2 separate regions of the Homo sapiens genome follow, and region 2 is linked to region 1. A link is an interaction called in ENCODE POLR2A ChIA-PET data of the cell type or tissue named here. Cell type or tissue: Caco-2. All regions are shown on one strand. Each heading gives the region's core, and the rest is flanking DNA. Links, peaks and the distances in the headings are about the cores only.

Evidence for each region. Peaks named below come from ENCODE experiments on the same cell type or tissue, not always from the same donor. Only the 100,000 strongest peaks of a DNase experiment are listed, where the experiment ranks them.
Region 2: POLR2A ChIA-PET joins it to region 1 with 5 read pairs; 8 of 35 experiments call an interaction of 5 or more read pairs at or near these places.

Annotation. Positions count from the first base shown.
Region 1 is chr11:78,071,075-78,078,827 of GRCh38, forward strand. All of the region lies in intron 1 of NDUFC2-KCTD14 (NDUFC2-KCTD14 readthrough), which reads right to left. It overlaps NDUFC2 (NADH:ubiquinone oxidoreductase subunit C2), which reads right to left. Exons shown (of 3, transcript NM_004549.6): 2 at 1,924-2,067. Among named protein-coding and RNA genes, the nearest start is that of NDUFC2, 4.9 kb to the right of the region's middle. In Caco-2, for the core only: no CTCF peak of the experiment used is centred there; no DNase peak of the experiment used is centred there.
Region 2 is chr11:78,402,966-78,410,718 of GRCh38, forward strand. All of the region lies in intron 1 of GAB2 (GRB2 associated binding protein 2), which reads right to left. Among named protein-coding and RNA genes, the nearest start is that of GAB2, 11 kb to the right of the region's middle. In Caco-2, for the core only: no CTCF peak of the experiment used is centred there; a DNase peak (open chromatin) is centred at 3,650.

The sequences.
Region 1 (7,753 bases), core at 1,349-6,348:
TCTTCTTTGGCAAAAAAAGAAACTGTATCTTTCTGATCCACCATAAATATCATATATGTGACTGAAGGCTGTGGGAATATTAAAGAGTAATAAAATTTTAGAGCTAAATAAGACCTTAGAGATCATTCAGTGTAATGAAATTTAAATGTTTTATATCACGCATTTACATTAACAGAAGAATTTTTTTTTTTTTTTTTTTTTGAGACAGGGTCTCGCTCTGTCACCTAGGCTGGAATGCAGTGGTGTGATCACGGCTCACGGCACCTTGTCCTCCCAGGCTCAAGTAATCCTCCTGCCTCAGCCTCCCAAGTCAATGGGTCTATAGGCATGTGCCACCTCACCCAGCTAATTTTTTAATTTTCTGTAGAGATGAGGTCTCACTATGTTGCCGAGACTGGGGAAAATCTATTTATGTTTACAAGTTCAAATTTTTTCTATACTCATTCATTTACACATTTAATAAGGCTATGTGTGCCAAACCCCTGGGGAAACCAAAAAAAACTGTCGTAGTAGTTAAACTCCCAGCCTACAGATACTCATATATGTGCACATCTGTGTTGTGTATATGTGTGTAAAACACAGGTGAGAAAAGTTATATTACAACTATTAATAGATTCATAGCAGACTAGAGATAGAGCACCCTGAGGGAATGCCTGACTGTAGCTGGGTGAAAGCTTCACTGAGATAATAAAAGCAGAAATTTGCTAGGTGGATGGGGTGGAAACAGGGGCAAGAGGAAGAATAACATAGCAGGAAGAAGGTACAACATGTATAAAGTAATATAGGGCAGGTTCGGGACAAAGCATTTCACCAGGCAAATGATGAGTGATGAGGAATGAGGAAGTATTCCATACGGTTCATATCCACTATTATGCATAAGTAAGTGCCTGCTATGTGTAGGCTCTATACAAGAGGCTGGGGAAACAAAGACGAAGCTACAATCCATGAAGAACACACACATGTGTATATCATATGGTAGATAAGAATGTGGGTAAAGTGTTTCTACCAGAGGACAGGCAATTAGCTAACCTGGAGTAAATGAGCCATCCTAAGGAGTCTGGATTTTATCCACTAGGCAATGGATGACTTATTTATTTTATTTTAATTTTATTTTATTTTTTGAGACACAGTCTTGCTGTGACACCCAGGCTGGAGTGCAATGGCGCGATCTCAGCTCACTGCAACCTCCGCCTCCCAGGTTCAAGCGATTCTCCTGCCTCAGCCTCCCAAGTAGCTGGGCTTACAGGCACCCGCCATCATGCCCGGCTAATTTTTGTATTTCTAATAGAGACAGGGTTTCGCCATGTTGGCCAGGCTGGTCTCAAACTCCTGACCTCAGGTGATCTGCCCCGCTCGGCCCCCCAAAGTGCTGGGATTACAGGCGTGAGCCACTGCGACCAGCCGGATGACTATTTTAAACAGATGTGATCAGATTTGCTGTCATTGGAAATAAGACCAAAGCAAGTGGTGAGTTAAGAGGCAAGTGCAACAGTCCAAGCAAGAGATTAACAAGGCCTGAACCAGGGTAGTGGTAGTGGGAGAGGAGAGTTCAAAGTTAAGAAATATTTAGGAAGTAGAACTGATAAGACCTGATGACTAATGGGAAGTGAAAGAGAAAGACTTGATGATTCTCAGGCTTCTGGCTTGAGTGTCCAGGTGGACAGTAGTGCCATTCTCTGAAGCAGGACACAGAGGAGCAGGAGGTTTGGGAAGGCAGAGGGGATATGAGTTTTGTTTGCTGTCCAAAGGACACGGAGGTAGTCAGAAACTGGATATATTAATTCAAGAGAATTTTGGTCTATAGACTAAGATGTGGGAGTCAACAGAATTTAGAAGGTATCTAAAGCCATACACATGGATAAGATTAACCAGGGAAAATAATAATACAGTAAACACAGATTATCTAAAATTAACTTGAAATACCTTCTTCAGGAAAATCCTCTGGATGTAATTTCATATATCCAAACATTTCACGGTCCCTCACAGCATACAGGTAGTCTTCACGTTTTACAAGATAATATCCAGCAAAAAAAAAGGCCGTAATATATAGAAGCTGGCGATGCAAACCTGAAATTCAAATGACAAATCCCAAAGAAAGCAAAAATTAGTCCATGTGTATTAAGAGTTACATTTTTGGCTGGACGCAGTGGCTCACACCTGTAATCCCAGCACTTTGGGAGGCCAAGACAGGTGGATCACCTGAGGTCAGGAGTTCGAGACCAGCCTGGCCAACATGGTGAAACCCTGTCTCTACTAAAAATACAAAATTTGGCTGGGGGTGGTGGCGGGTGCCTGTAGTCTCAGCTACTTGGGAGGCTGAGGCAGGCGAATCATTGGAACCTGGGAGGCAGAGGTTGCAGTAAGCTGATATTGCGCCATTGCACTCCAGCCTGGGTGACAAAGCGCCTGGCCTGTTATGGCATTTCTTAAAAAAATAAAAATAAAAAAAGCACTGGGCTCAGTGGCTCACGCCTGTAATACCAGCACTTTGGGAGGCTGAGGCAGGTGGATCACCTGAGGTCAGGAGTACAAGACCAGTTCACATGGTGAAACCCTGTCTCTACTAAAAATACAAAAATCAGCCAGATGTGGTGGTGGGCACCTGTAATCCCAACTACTTGGGTGGCTGAGGCAGGAGAATTGTTAGAACCCGGGAGGCAGAGGTTGCAGTGAGCCGAGATCGCGCCGTTGCACTCCAGCCTGGGGGACGGAGTGAGGCTCTGTCTCAAAAAAAAAAAAAAAAAAAAAAAGCTATTCTGAACAAACCGCCTTGATCCCTGACTTTGAGACACCCTACATATTCTTTTTTTTTTTTGAGACAGGGTCTAGCTCTGTCGCCCAGGCTGGCGTGCAGTGGCACAATCACAGCTCACTGCAGCCTCAACCTCCTAGGCTCAAGCAATCCTCTCACCTCAGCTTCCCAAGTAGCTGGGACCAAAAGCGTGCACCACCATGCCTTTTTTCTTTCTTTCTTTCTTTCTTTTTTTTTTAAGAGGGGTCTTGCTATGTTTCCCAGACTGGTCTTGAACTCCTGGGCTCAAGCGATCCCCCTGCCTCAGCCTCCCAAAGTGTTAGGATTACAGGAATGAGCCACCACACTCGGCCCACATTATCACTTCTTTAAAGGTTAACAAATCTAAAATATTACATGCAATGTATATTTTAGCATATAGCACTTAATATTTATTTAATAAATGAATGAACAGCCTTGGGCAATTCAATTTACTACCTCTAAAACATAGACAAGACCTATCCTGGCTGGGCGTGGTGGCTCACAACTGTAATCCCAGCACTTTGGGAGGCCGAGGTGGGTGGATCACCTGAGGTCAGGAGTTCAAGACCAGCCTGGCCAACATGGTGAAACTCCGTCTCTACTAAAAATACAAAAATTAGCCGGGCGTGGTAGCACGCACCTGTAGTCCCAGCTACTCAGGAGGCTGAGGCTGGAGAATCGCTTGAAGCCAGGAGGTGGAGATTGCAGTGAGCCAAGATCACACCACTGAACTCTAGCCTGGGCGACAGAATGAGACTCTGTCTCAAAAAAAAAAACAAAAAAAGACCTATCCTATCTTTCTCACAGTAGTAGCATATAAAACAAGACATATGCATATAAAAGTATTTCCGAAAATGTATAAAACAATAAAAATGAAAAATATTCCTATGTTCTAGAACTGGACAGAGCACTCTCTCTTACCCCAAACAGCCACTGCTTTCCATAATGGGCTACCCGCCATATAGCAAACCAAAGAGTGCATGTTCTCCCATGTGCCACTGGACTGCAGAGACACACAGAACCAGACTCTCTCTACGCTGACCCATGTTCCTCACAGAAAGACTCCATAAGCGTTCGAGATGATGATGTCAGCATCCTAGCCCTAAAGGCATGGCTTGGCCTCTTGCCAAGGCCCCATTTTCCTAACCTCTCTCCTCATTCTCTCTTAGTGGTCGACCTCTCACTACCTGCACACCCCATCTACAATCATTTTCCCATTGTTTACTCAGTGAGTCTAACCCCGGCAGCTATTGTGCTCTTTGAAGAACATCATAAATTACTGATAAACTAGAGATCAATAAATATTTAATTTTGTGGGCTATACTTAGCATACCAACTAACTCTAAATTTCGGGCACATTAAGTGGTAACCAGCAAGAAGGTTAAGTTTTAAAAAACAGATGATGAGAGAAAAACTTATAAAAAAATTCTATTTATTGATAGTACAGTAGGGTGACTACAGTTAATAATAATTTGTTGTATAGTTCAAAATTGCTGAAGGAGAGGAATTTGAATGTTCCCAACATAAAGAAGGGGTGAATGTTTGGGGTGATGGATGTCCCATTTGCCCCAGTTTCAACATTACACATTGTATGCATGTATCAAAATACCACATGTACCCCCAAAATACGTACAACTTATTTTTAAAGTCTTATTCTTAAGGAATTATTTTAACATTTCCTGCTAATTTGAAAAAGAGCTACACAATTTTATTTCATTGATAGAAATTCATTATTATGAGACATATTCATTATTATGAGACAGAATCTTGCTCTGTCACTTAGGCTAGAATACAGAGGCATGATCACACTCACTGCAGCCTCAACCACCCAGGCTCAAGTGATCCTCTTACTTCAGTCTCCCAAGTAGCTGGGATCACAGGTGCATGCCACCACGTCCAGATAGCTTAAAAAAATTTCTTTTGTAGAGACAAAGTTTCCCTGTGTTTCCCAGGCTGGTCTTGAAACCTGGGCTCAAGCAATCCTCCCACCTCAGCCTTCCAAAGTGTTGGGATTACAGGTGTGAGCCACGGTGTCCGGCCAGAATATCCCATTACTCACAGAATGCCAGGTACTCGCCAGGGCTGTAGTTTGAAAATCTACCATATCTCTTCCACCACTCCTCCAACTGTCTTAGAAACATCATTTATGTGACACACACCTTCACTCTATATGCACAATCTTGTACCACAATTTGTCTTTTTAATGGATATGGCCATCTGGTCTGTAAACCTTTGGAGGATTGGGACCATGTTTTATATTCCTTGTAATCTACATATACTTATTCACTCAATACTACTTTTTTTTTTTTTTAAAGACAGAGTCTCAGTCTGTCGCCCAGGCTGGAGTGCAATGGCACAATCTCGGCTCACTGAAATCTCCACCTCCCAGGTTCAAGCAATTCTCCAGCCTCTGCCTCCCGAGTAGCTGGGATTACAGGCATGTGCCATCACGCCTGGCTAATTTTTGTATTTTTAGTAAAGACAGGGTTTCACCATGTTGGTCAGGCTGGTCTTGAACTCTTGACTTCAGGTGATCCACCCGCCTCAGCCTCCCAAAATGTTGGGATTACAGGCATGAGCCACCACACGTGACCTCACTCAATACTTACTGAACACCTACTATAGATATTAGACACTGAGCTAGATAAACACAATATGCATTCAGTAAATGCTGTTGAGGACAACCATTTCAACAAAGTCCTAGGACCTAAATCTTCCAAAGCAATTTAGGGAAGCTCTGGGAACTCAGGAAGTCTGATCCCTACTCCTGGGCTAAGCAGTTTATATTCATTATCTCATCCAGTCCTCAGAGATAGGTAACTTCCTCAGAATCAAATTACTAGTAGGGTGGAGGTGATGTCAAACCCCAAAGCATATGCTCTTAACTGCTATACTCTTCTGTCTCCCAGAAAGGCACAAACGGCTAAACTAACAACGAGATTAAGTGGTACATACGTCACATTTCAGCCAACCTTTACTTCCTCTAGAGCATTCTCCCTCCCAACTGTATCTCCTTTGTGCTCCTAAAGTGCTTTCTGCTCACCCACCTCTATCAAAACATGTATCTATCATACCAAGATCAGCAACAGGCTGTTTACCTGTTTGTCTCCCTGATTTCACTAGGAGCTCCATAGGGCACATAACAGAGAAACAGTTAAGTAAGGCCAGGCACAGTGGCTCACACCTATAACCCCAGCACTCTGGGAGGCCGAGGTGGCAGGATCACTTGAGGCCAGAAGTTTGAGACCAGCCTGGCCAAGATGGCAAGACCCCATCTCTACAAAAAATTTTAAAATTGGCCAGGCCTGGTGGTATGTACCTGTAGTCCCAGCTACTTGGAAGGCTAGGATAGGAGGATCGCCTGAGCCCAGGAGGTCGAGGCTGCAGTGAGCCATGAGTGCACCACTGCCCTCTAGCCTGGGTGACAGAGTGAGACCCTGTCTCAAAAAAAAAAAAAGGGTTCTGTAAATGAACAATTTACAAATATATGGTAAACTGTTTGCATAACAAGAGCTAAGGAAGGGGAACTCTGTCCAGCACCTTTTGCATGTCAGACATTTTACCTACAGAATCTCACTCAATTCTCACAACAAATATGCAAAAATTAATTATTCTTATTTTATAGATGAGGAAACTTTGGCTCTGATCGACCTGACCATGTAACTTGCCCAAAGTGACACAGCTGGAAAGCAGCAGAGCAAGTCTGTTTATTTATTTATTTATTGGAGACAAGGTCTCAACTTTGTTGCCCAGGCTGGAGTGCAGTGGTGCAATCGTGGCTCGCTGCAGCCTCAACCTCCTGGGCTCAAGTGATTCTCCTCCCTTAGCTTCCTGAGTACCTGGGACTACAAGTGCACATCACCATGCCTGGCTAATTTTTTAAATTTTTTTGTAGAGACAGGGTCTCACTATGTTGCCCAGGCTGGTCTTGAACTCCTGGCCTCAAGAGATGTTCCTGCCTTGGTCTCCCAAAGTGCTGGGATTACAGGTGTGAACCACAGTGCCTGTGCCTAGTGAGCAAGTTTGTTTAGTTCCAAAGTGGAGCTCTTTTCATTACACCAAGTGACAGTCTTGGGCAAATATGAAGTGGTGATGAAAAGGGAAAACCTCGAGTCCTCAGAGGCATAAACGGACAAAGATGACTCCTTTCTGAAGTGAGGAGTTATGTCCAAGGGAGATAGGACTTCAATACTATTTGAGCACTGGAAATGTGGGATTTGATGGGTTGGGAGCTGACCTTCAGGCATGACATACAGCTGTAAGAAGGCAAAAGAGGTACAAGTGTGGTGACTCCTAATTGCCTGAACCATTGCCTGAGCTTTTTTCCTGATTGTGCTTCTTGGCTCCAATCAACGCCTCACATTGCTGACAAAGATGACTTTTTAAAATACAGAGCTCATCACTGCACCCTTGCAGCTCTCAAAAGCTTACAAAGTTCCTGACTGCCTAGAAAATAAATTGCCATGCTCTGCTAAAATCTCCCTTGCAGTTTTATCTAAACCTGAACACTCACTCAATCATCAAACACCCTCCATTCAGAGGTCCTTGCCCCCATTAGCTCCCACTAGCCCCACGGGCCTAGAAAGCTGTCTGTCTCTCAGTCCTGCCTGATAATCAAAGTTAACTTCAAAGACCCCTCTTCCAAAGTTCCTCTCCTCTTTTCCCTCTGGAAATCCATAGAGCTTAGCAAAGCTACTGTGGTGGTTATTATCAGAATAGTCAGTGTCTCTGATAGGAAGCCAGTGACATACTACTGGGAAGTACAGCACACTGGTTTAGAGCCTCCTATTCAAACCGTGGTCCTCAGACCAGCAGCAGCAGTGTTTGAGCGCTTGTTGTTAACATCAAGTTCCTCCCCAGACCTCATGAATCAGGATCCGCTTTTTTTTTTTTTTTGAGACAGGGTCTCACTTTGTTGCACAGGTTGGAGTGCAATGGTGCAATCTCGGCTTACTGCAACCTCTGCCTTCCAGGCTCAAA
Region 2 (7,753 bases), core at 883-5,882, 330 kb after region 1:
ATTAGAGACATTATAAAAGAAACCCTGAGGAGCTTCTTTCCCTCTTCAACCATGTGAGGACACAATGGAAGACATTGTCTATGAGGAAGTGGGCAATCACCAGACGCTGAATGTGTCAGTGCCTTGATCTTGGACTTGCCAGCCTCCAGAGCTTTTAGAAGTAAATGTCTGTTGCTTATAAACCACCCAGCTAAGGCTACTTTGTTATAGCAGCCTGAATGGACTAAGATACTAATCAAGGATAGCAAATCACTTAAACATATTTACGAAGTTTAAATTTTTAAAAACTGCTAGGGTTACCCTATAGCTTAAAAAGAAAATTAATAATTGCTTGAGTTTTAAAGAGTTAAACTGCAGGATAATTATGGCAATACTATGTAAGTTTAAAATAATCTCGTCATTTAAACATTTGTAAATGGCTACCTTTTTGCAAATGGACTATAGTAAACAGAAATTATCTAGCTATGCTAAAGTAGGACAGAAGTCACCTTTGACAAAGGTGCCAAGAACATACACTGGAAAAAGTGCAGTTTCTTCAATAAATGTTCTAGGAAAACTTGATATCCATATGCAGAAGAATGAAACTAGACCCCTATCTTTCTCAATATTTAAAAATGAAATCAAAATGGATTAAGGACTTAAATATGAGACCTGAAACTATAAAACTATTAGTAGAAAATATTGAGGAAATGCTCCAGGACATTGGTCTGGGCAAAGATTTCTTGAGCAAGACCTCAAAAGCACAAGCAACCAAAGCAAAAACGGACAGAAGGGATCACATCAAGCTTAAAAGCTTTGACACAGCAAAGGAAACAATTAACAACATGAAGAAACAACTCACAGAATGCGAGAAAATATGTGTAAACTACTCATCTGACAAGGGATTAATAACTAGAATATATAAGGAGCTCAAAGTCATATATGCTGGCATTCAGTTCTTTTTTTTTGTAAAATATGCTAAGTATCTACAGAAAAAAAGACAAGTGATAACAGACGCTGGGAAGGATGTGGAGAAAGGGAAGCCCTCACACATTGTTGGTAGGAATGTAAATTAGTACAGCCCCCATAGAGAACAGTATGATAGTTCTTCAAAAAACTAAAAATAGAACTACCATATGATCTAGCAATCCCACTGCTGGCTATATATCCAAAAGAAAGGAAATCAATGTATTGAAGAGATATCTGCACTCCCATGCTTATTATAGTAGCCAACATGCAGAATCAACCTAAGTGTCCATCAATCGATGAATGCATTTAAAAAATGTGGTACATATACACAATGGAATATTATTCAGGGCTGGGCACAGTGGCTCATGCCTTTAATCCCAGCACTTTAGGAGGCCAAGGCAGGAAAGTCACTTGAGCTCAGGAGTTCGAGATGAGCCTGGGCAACATAGTGAGCCCTCACCTCTGCAAAAAATAAAACAAAAAATTAGCCAGGCCGGGTGGCGCATGTCTGTAGTCCCAGCTACTCAGGAGGATGAGGTGGCAGGATCGCTTGAGCCTAGGAGGTTGAGGCTGCAGTGAGCCAAGATTGTACCACTACACCTCTTGGTAACAGAGCAAGACTCCGTCTTGAAAACAACAATAACAATGGAATACTATTCGGCCATACAAATAATGAAATCCTGCCATTCGTGGCAACACGGTTGGTACTGGAGGACATTATGTTAAGCAAAATAAGCCAGGAACAGAAATTTAAACACTGCATGTTCTTACTCATATGTGGAAGCTAAAAAAACTGAACTCATGGAGATAGAGAAACAATAACGATTATCAGATACTGGAAAGGACAGTGGGAAGAGAAGTATAAAGAAGGGATGGTTAGTGGGTATAAAAATACAGTTAGAAGAACTAAGATCTAATATTTGGTAGCAAGATAGAGCAAGTATAGTTAACAATAATTTATTGTATACTTCAAAATAACAAGACTGGAATTGGAATGTTCCTAACAAAAAGAAATGATAAACGTTTGAGGTGATGAGTATCCTAAGCACACATTATATGCTTGTATCAAAATTTCACATCTCCATAAATATTTACAACTATTATGTATCCGTAAAAAGTAAAAATTAAAAAAATAAAGGCAGAATCCTAATCCACAGAATGTGGGGAAAAAACATGGATTTTTTTTTTTTTTTTTTTTTTTTTGAGATGGAGTCTAGCTCTGTCGCCCAGGCTGGAATGCAGTGGCGCAATCTCGGCTCACTGCAAGCTCCACCTCCCCGGTTCACGCCATTCTCCTGCCTCAGACTCCTGAGGAGCTGGAACTACAGGTGCCTGCCACCACACCCGGCTAATTTTTTGTATTTTTAGTAGAGATGGGGTTTCGCTGTGTTAGCCAGGATGGTCTCGATCTCCTGACCTCTGTGATCTACCTGCCTCGGCCTCCCAAAGTGCTGGGATTATAGGCGTGAGCCACCACGCCTGGCCAAGCACATGGATTTTAATGAGAAGACTTGGTTTGTAGTCCTGGGTCTGCTACTTACTATATGTGTGGCACTTAAGCTCTGTGCTCAGTTTCTCCTCTGGTAACATGGGAATAAAATATCTAGTAATTGCCACTACTATACTATATGTTTACTGGTAACAAGTGCTTTTGTATAAGCAACATTCAAGACCATACACAGTGGGTAAATGGAATAGACATACTTTTCCCTATTCCCACCACTAAGTACAACTAAAATCCTTAGATATTACATATAAAACAAGCTTAAGAAGAATCTAAAAGGTGAAGAGTAGGCGGCAGATTTGCTAGGGACCCTGGAACCCAAGGAATGACACAGTGATAAATTCCATGAGTTTTCTTTATGCCTCATATATCTCAGACTTGGAGCTGAAGCAGTCAGCATGGCAGAAACACCAACCTGTGTAGACCAAAAAATTCCCAAAGAAAGTCTGCTCTCTCTAGCCAAAGGACTGGGAAAGGAGCAGCCTAGCAAGAGACGAAACTGCTAAACAATAACTGCTCTACTCCAGCCAAACACCGCAGAGCAAACTGTGGTCCAACCCTCACCCACAGCAGCAAAAACTGACTGACAACCTAGACTTCTACCCTTCAGAGGTTGTCATGAGGCCAGGTGACACCTGCTAGGGTGGTGTCAAAGAAAGCCAAGTAGAAAGCTATGATATGCATACCCAAAAACTGGTAATAAGGCACCCATCCCTGTAGAGTCACTGGAGACCACATGGGAAGTTGGAACCTTAAACCATTCACAGGAGTAATGAGGACTACCTTCCTATCGGGAGTGTCAATGGAGGTGGAATGAAAAACCTGGACTTCAACTTCTACTTGAAAGTACTAAGGCAGTGTCCCCTTCCGATGATTGCAGCAGGGTCAGAGAAATCCAGATAAAACACAAGGTTTAAATTAGATCCAGAGTATCACAACACAATACAAAAATGTCCACGTTTAATTTTTTTTTTTTTTGAGACAGAATCTTGCTCTGTTGCCCAGGTTGGAGTGCAATGGCATGATCTTGGCTCAGAGCAACCTCTGCCCCCTGGGTTGAAGCAATTCTCTCACCTCAGCCTCCGAAGTAGCTGGGATTACAGTCACCTGCCACCATGCCTGGGTAATTTTTGTATTTTCAGTAGAGACAGGGTTTCGCCATGTTGGCCAGGCTGGTCTTGAGCTCCTGACCTCAGGTGACTCACCTGCCTTGGCCTCCCAAAGTGCTAGGATTACATGTGTGAGCCAAAAATGTCCAGGTTTTAATAGAAAACGACTCATTATACAAAGAATGAGGAAGCTCTCAAATGGAATGAAAAAGACAATCGACAGATGCCAACACTGAGATAACAGAGCTGTTAGAATTATCTTTCAAAGATTTTAAAGAGTCATCATAAAAATGCAGGTACAAACATGCTTGGAACAAATGGAAAATTGGAAAGCCTCCAAAAAGAAACAAAGTCTCAGTAAAAAAATAGAAGATGTAAAGAAAAACCAAATGGAATTTTAGAACTGAAAAATATAACCACCAAAATAAAAAAGTTCATCAGTGAGTTCAATGGCAGAATAGTGAGGACAGAGAAATAGAATCAGTGAATGGGAAAACAGGACAGTAGAAATAACCTAATATGAACAACACAGAGAAAACAGACTGAAAAAAAATGACCAGAGTCTACAGAAGCTATGGAACTACAACAAAAGATCTAACAGTTTTGTCATTGGATTCTTGGAAGAAGAGAAGAAAGAGGGTAGGACTGAGAAAGTACTTGAAATAATGGGTGAAAACTTCTCAAATGTAGTAAGAAAGATTCAGTAGGTTTAGTGAGTTCCAAACAGGATAAACTCAAGAAAATTCCACACCAAGACACATAGCAAAATTCTGAAAATAAAGAGAAAAAAAATCATTGAACGCATCCAGAGAAAAAGATGGGAGCTGGTCGTGGTGGCTCACTCCTGTAATCCCAGCACTTTGGGAGGCTGAGTTGGGTGGATCACCTGAGGTCAGGAGTTCAAGACCAGCCTGGCCAACATAGTGAAACCCTGTCTCTACCAAAAATACAAAAAAATTAGCTGGGCGTGGTGGTGAGCGCCTGTAATCTCAGCTACTAGGGAGGCTGAGGCAGGAGAATCTATTGAACCTGGGACGCAGACATTGCAGTGAGCCCAGATAGTGCCATTGCATTCCAGCCTGGGTGACAAGAGTGAAACTCCTTCTCAAAGAAAGAAAGAAAGAAAGAAAGTAAGAAAGAAAGAAAGAAAGAAAGAAAGAAAGAAAGAAAGAAAGAGATGGCATTTTCCGTCCCAAAAAGAAAGAAAGAAAGAAAGAAAGAAAAAGAAAGAAAGAAAGAAAGAGAGAGAAAGAAAGAAAGAAAAGAAAAGAAAGAAAAAGAGGGCATTTTACCTCCTGAGGGAAAGCAATTGGAAAGACCATGGATTTTTCATTAGAAACCATGCAGGCCAGAAGGAAAGGATGCAGTATTTTACAGGTGCTCAAAGAAAAGAAGTGTCAACTAAATAATTCAATATCCAGTGAAAATATCAGAATGAAGGGGAAAATGAGACCTTCTCAGGTGAAGGAAAATAAAGACAATTTATCACTGGCCAATCTACCCTAAAGAATGGCTAAAGGAAGTTCTCTAAACAGAAAGGAAATGAAAAAAAGAGGAACCTGAAAACATCAGCAAAGAAGAAAGCACATAGTAAACAAAAATGTAATTAAATAGTCTTTCCTTCTGAGTTTTCTAAATTAGGTTTAATGACTGAAGCAAAAATTATAGCACTGTCTGATATAAAAAAAATATTTAAGACAATTATATATGGAGGATGGCAAAAGGACATAAAGGGAGGTAAGGTTACTATACTTTACTTAAACTTGTAAAATGATGATACAGACTTCATTTAGATTATAAGACGACACCAACTGACTGTTGTATGTACAGTATAATACCTAGAGCAACCACTAAAAAAGCTGTATAGAGAGATACACTCAAAAACACTATATAGATAAATCAAAATGGAATTCTAAAAAATATTCAAGAAACTCACAGGAAGGCAAGAAGAAAACAAAAACAGAACACAAACAAAAAATAAAGTGGCAGAACTAAGCTCTAGCATATTAGAAATTATATTAAGTGTAAATTTAAATATACCAATTAAGACATAAATCAGCACAGTGGATTAAAAACATGCCCCATGATATGGTTTGGGTATGTGTCCCTGCCCAAATCTGAGGTCAAATTGTCATCCCCAAATATTGGAGGTGGGGCCTGATGGGAAATGATTGGATTATGGAGGTGGAGTTCCCCTTTGGTGCTGTTCTCATGATAGTGAGTGAGTTATTGTGAGATCTGGTTATTTAGAAGTGTGTAGTACCTCTCCCCTCACTCTCTTCCTCCTGCTCCAGCCATGTAAGATGTGCCTGCTTCTCCCTCACCTTCCGCCATGACTGTAAGTTTCCTGAGGCCTCCCCAGCCATGCTTCCTGTACAGCTTGTGGAACTGTGGGCCAATTAAACCTCTTTTCTTGATAAATTACCCAGTCTCAGGTAGTTCTTTACAGCAGTGCGAGAACGGATTAATACACCCCAACAATATGCCACCTATAAGATATCACTTCAAATACAATGATATGGGTAGGTTGAAAGTAAATTGATGGAAAAGATGTATCATGTGAATATCAATAAAAGGAAAGCAAGAATAACTATATCATCAGATATAGGCTATAATATATCAAGTAGCCCTCAGATACTTGTATAATATATCAGATAACAAGTAGACCTCAGAGCAAAAGAAATTACCAGAGACTCAGCAGGTATTATATAAAGATAAAAGGGTCATGCCACCAAGAAGATGTTGCAATTCTAAATGTGTATATATTGAACAACAGGGCTGGGTGCGGTGGCTCATGTCTGTAATCCCAGCACTTTGGGAGGCCGAGGCAGGCGGATGACCTGAGGTCAGGAGTTCGAGACCAGTCTGGCCAACATGGAGAAACCCTGTCTCTATTAAAAATACAAAATTAGCCGGGTGTGGTGGCGCATGCCTGTAATCCCAACTACTTGGGAGGCTGAGGCAGGAGAATTGCTTGCACCCAGGAGGTGGAGGTTGCGGAGAGCTGAGATCATGCTATTGCACCTCCAGCCTGGGCAACAACAGCGGAACTCCATCTCCAAAAAAATAATAAAAAAAATAAAATATGTGAAACAAAAACAGATATAAGTGAAATGAGAAACAGAAATATTCACAATTATAGTTGGAAACTTCAACCCCTGTCTCTCAACAATCGACAGAAGAACTAGATAGAAAAATCAGCAAGGATATAAAAGAATTATATATATCACTATCAATCAAAAAGATATAATTGACATTTATGGAATACTTTACCCAATAATAGCAGAATAAACATTCTTTTCAAAGTACCCATGGAACCTAAAGCAAGATAGACCACATTTTCAGCAATAAAATAAACCTTGACAAGTTAAAAATAATTGAAATCAAATAGAACTTACTCTACTCCCACAATGAATTCCAACTAAAAGACAGAAACAGAAAAATAATGGGAAAATCTCCAAACATTTGGAAACTAAACAATGTACTTGTAAATAATCCATGGTCAAAGAGGAAAGTCTCAAGGAAAGTAAAAAAAATATATATATACTGAGCAAATAAAAATTGAAAATGCAATTTATCAAAATTAGTGGGACACAGCTAAAGCAGTGCTGAGAGGGAAATTCATAGCAGTAAATGAATACATTAAATAAGAGGAAAAGTCTCAAATGAATAAACTACTATATAAAAAAATCAGAGGCCAGGTGCAGCGGCTCATGCCTGTAATTGCAGCACTTTGGGAGGCCAAAGCAGGCAGATCACTTAAGGTCAGGAGTTTGAGACCAGCCTGGCCAATATGGTGAAACCCTGTCTCTACTAAAAATACAAAAATCAGCTGGGCATTGTGGCACATGCCTGCAATCCCAGCTGCTCGGGAGGCTGAGGCAGGAGAACTGCTGGAACCTGGGAGGTGGAGGTTGTAGTGAGCTGAGATCGTGCCATTGCACTCCACCCCAGGTGACAGAGTGACATGCTGTCTCAAAAAACAAACAAAAAATAATAATGAAGCAATGTCAGTATGCAAGAATAAGGGTTAAAAAAATAAAGCAGTGGACCCACTACAGACCCTGCAGACACTGAAAGCATAATACAGGATACTGTAACTCCACTCACATGTATGTAACAACTTAGACAAAATGGACCAATTTGTTGAAAAATGTAAACTTCTATAATTCAGCCAATATGAAGTAGATAA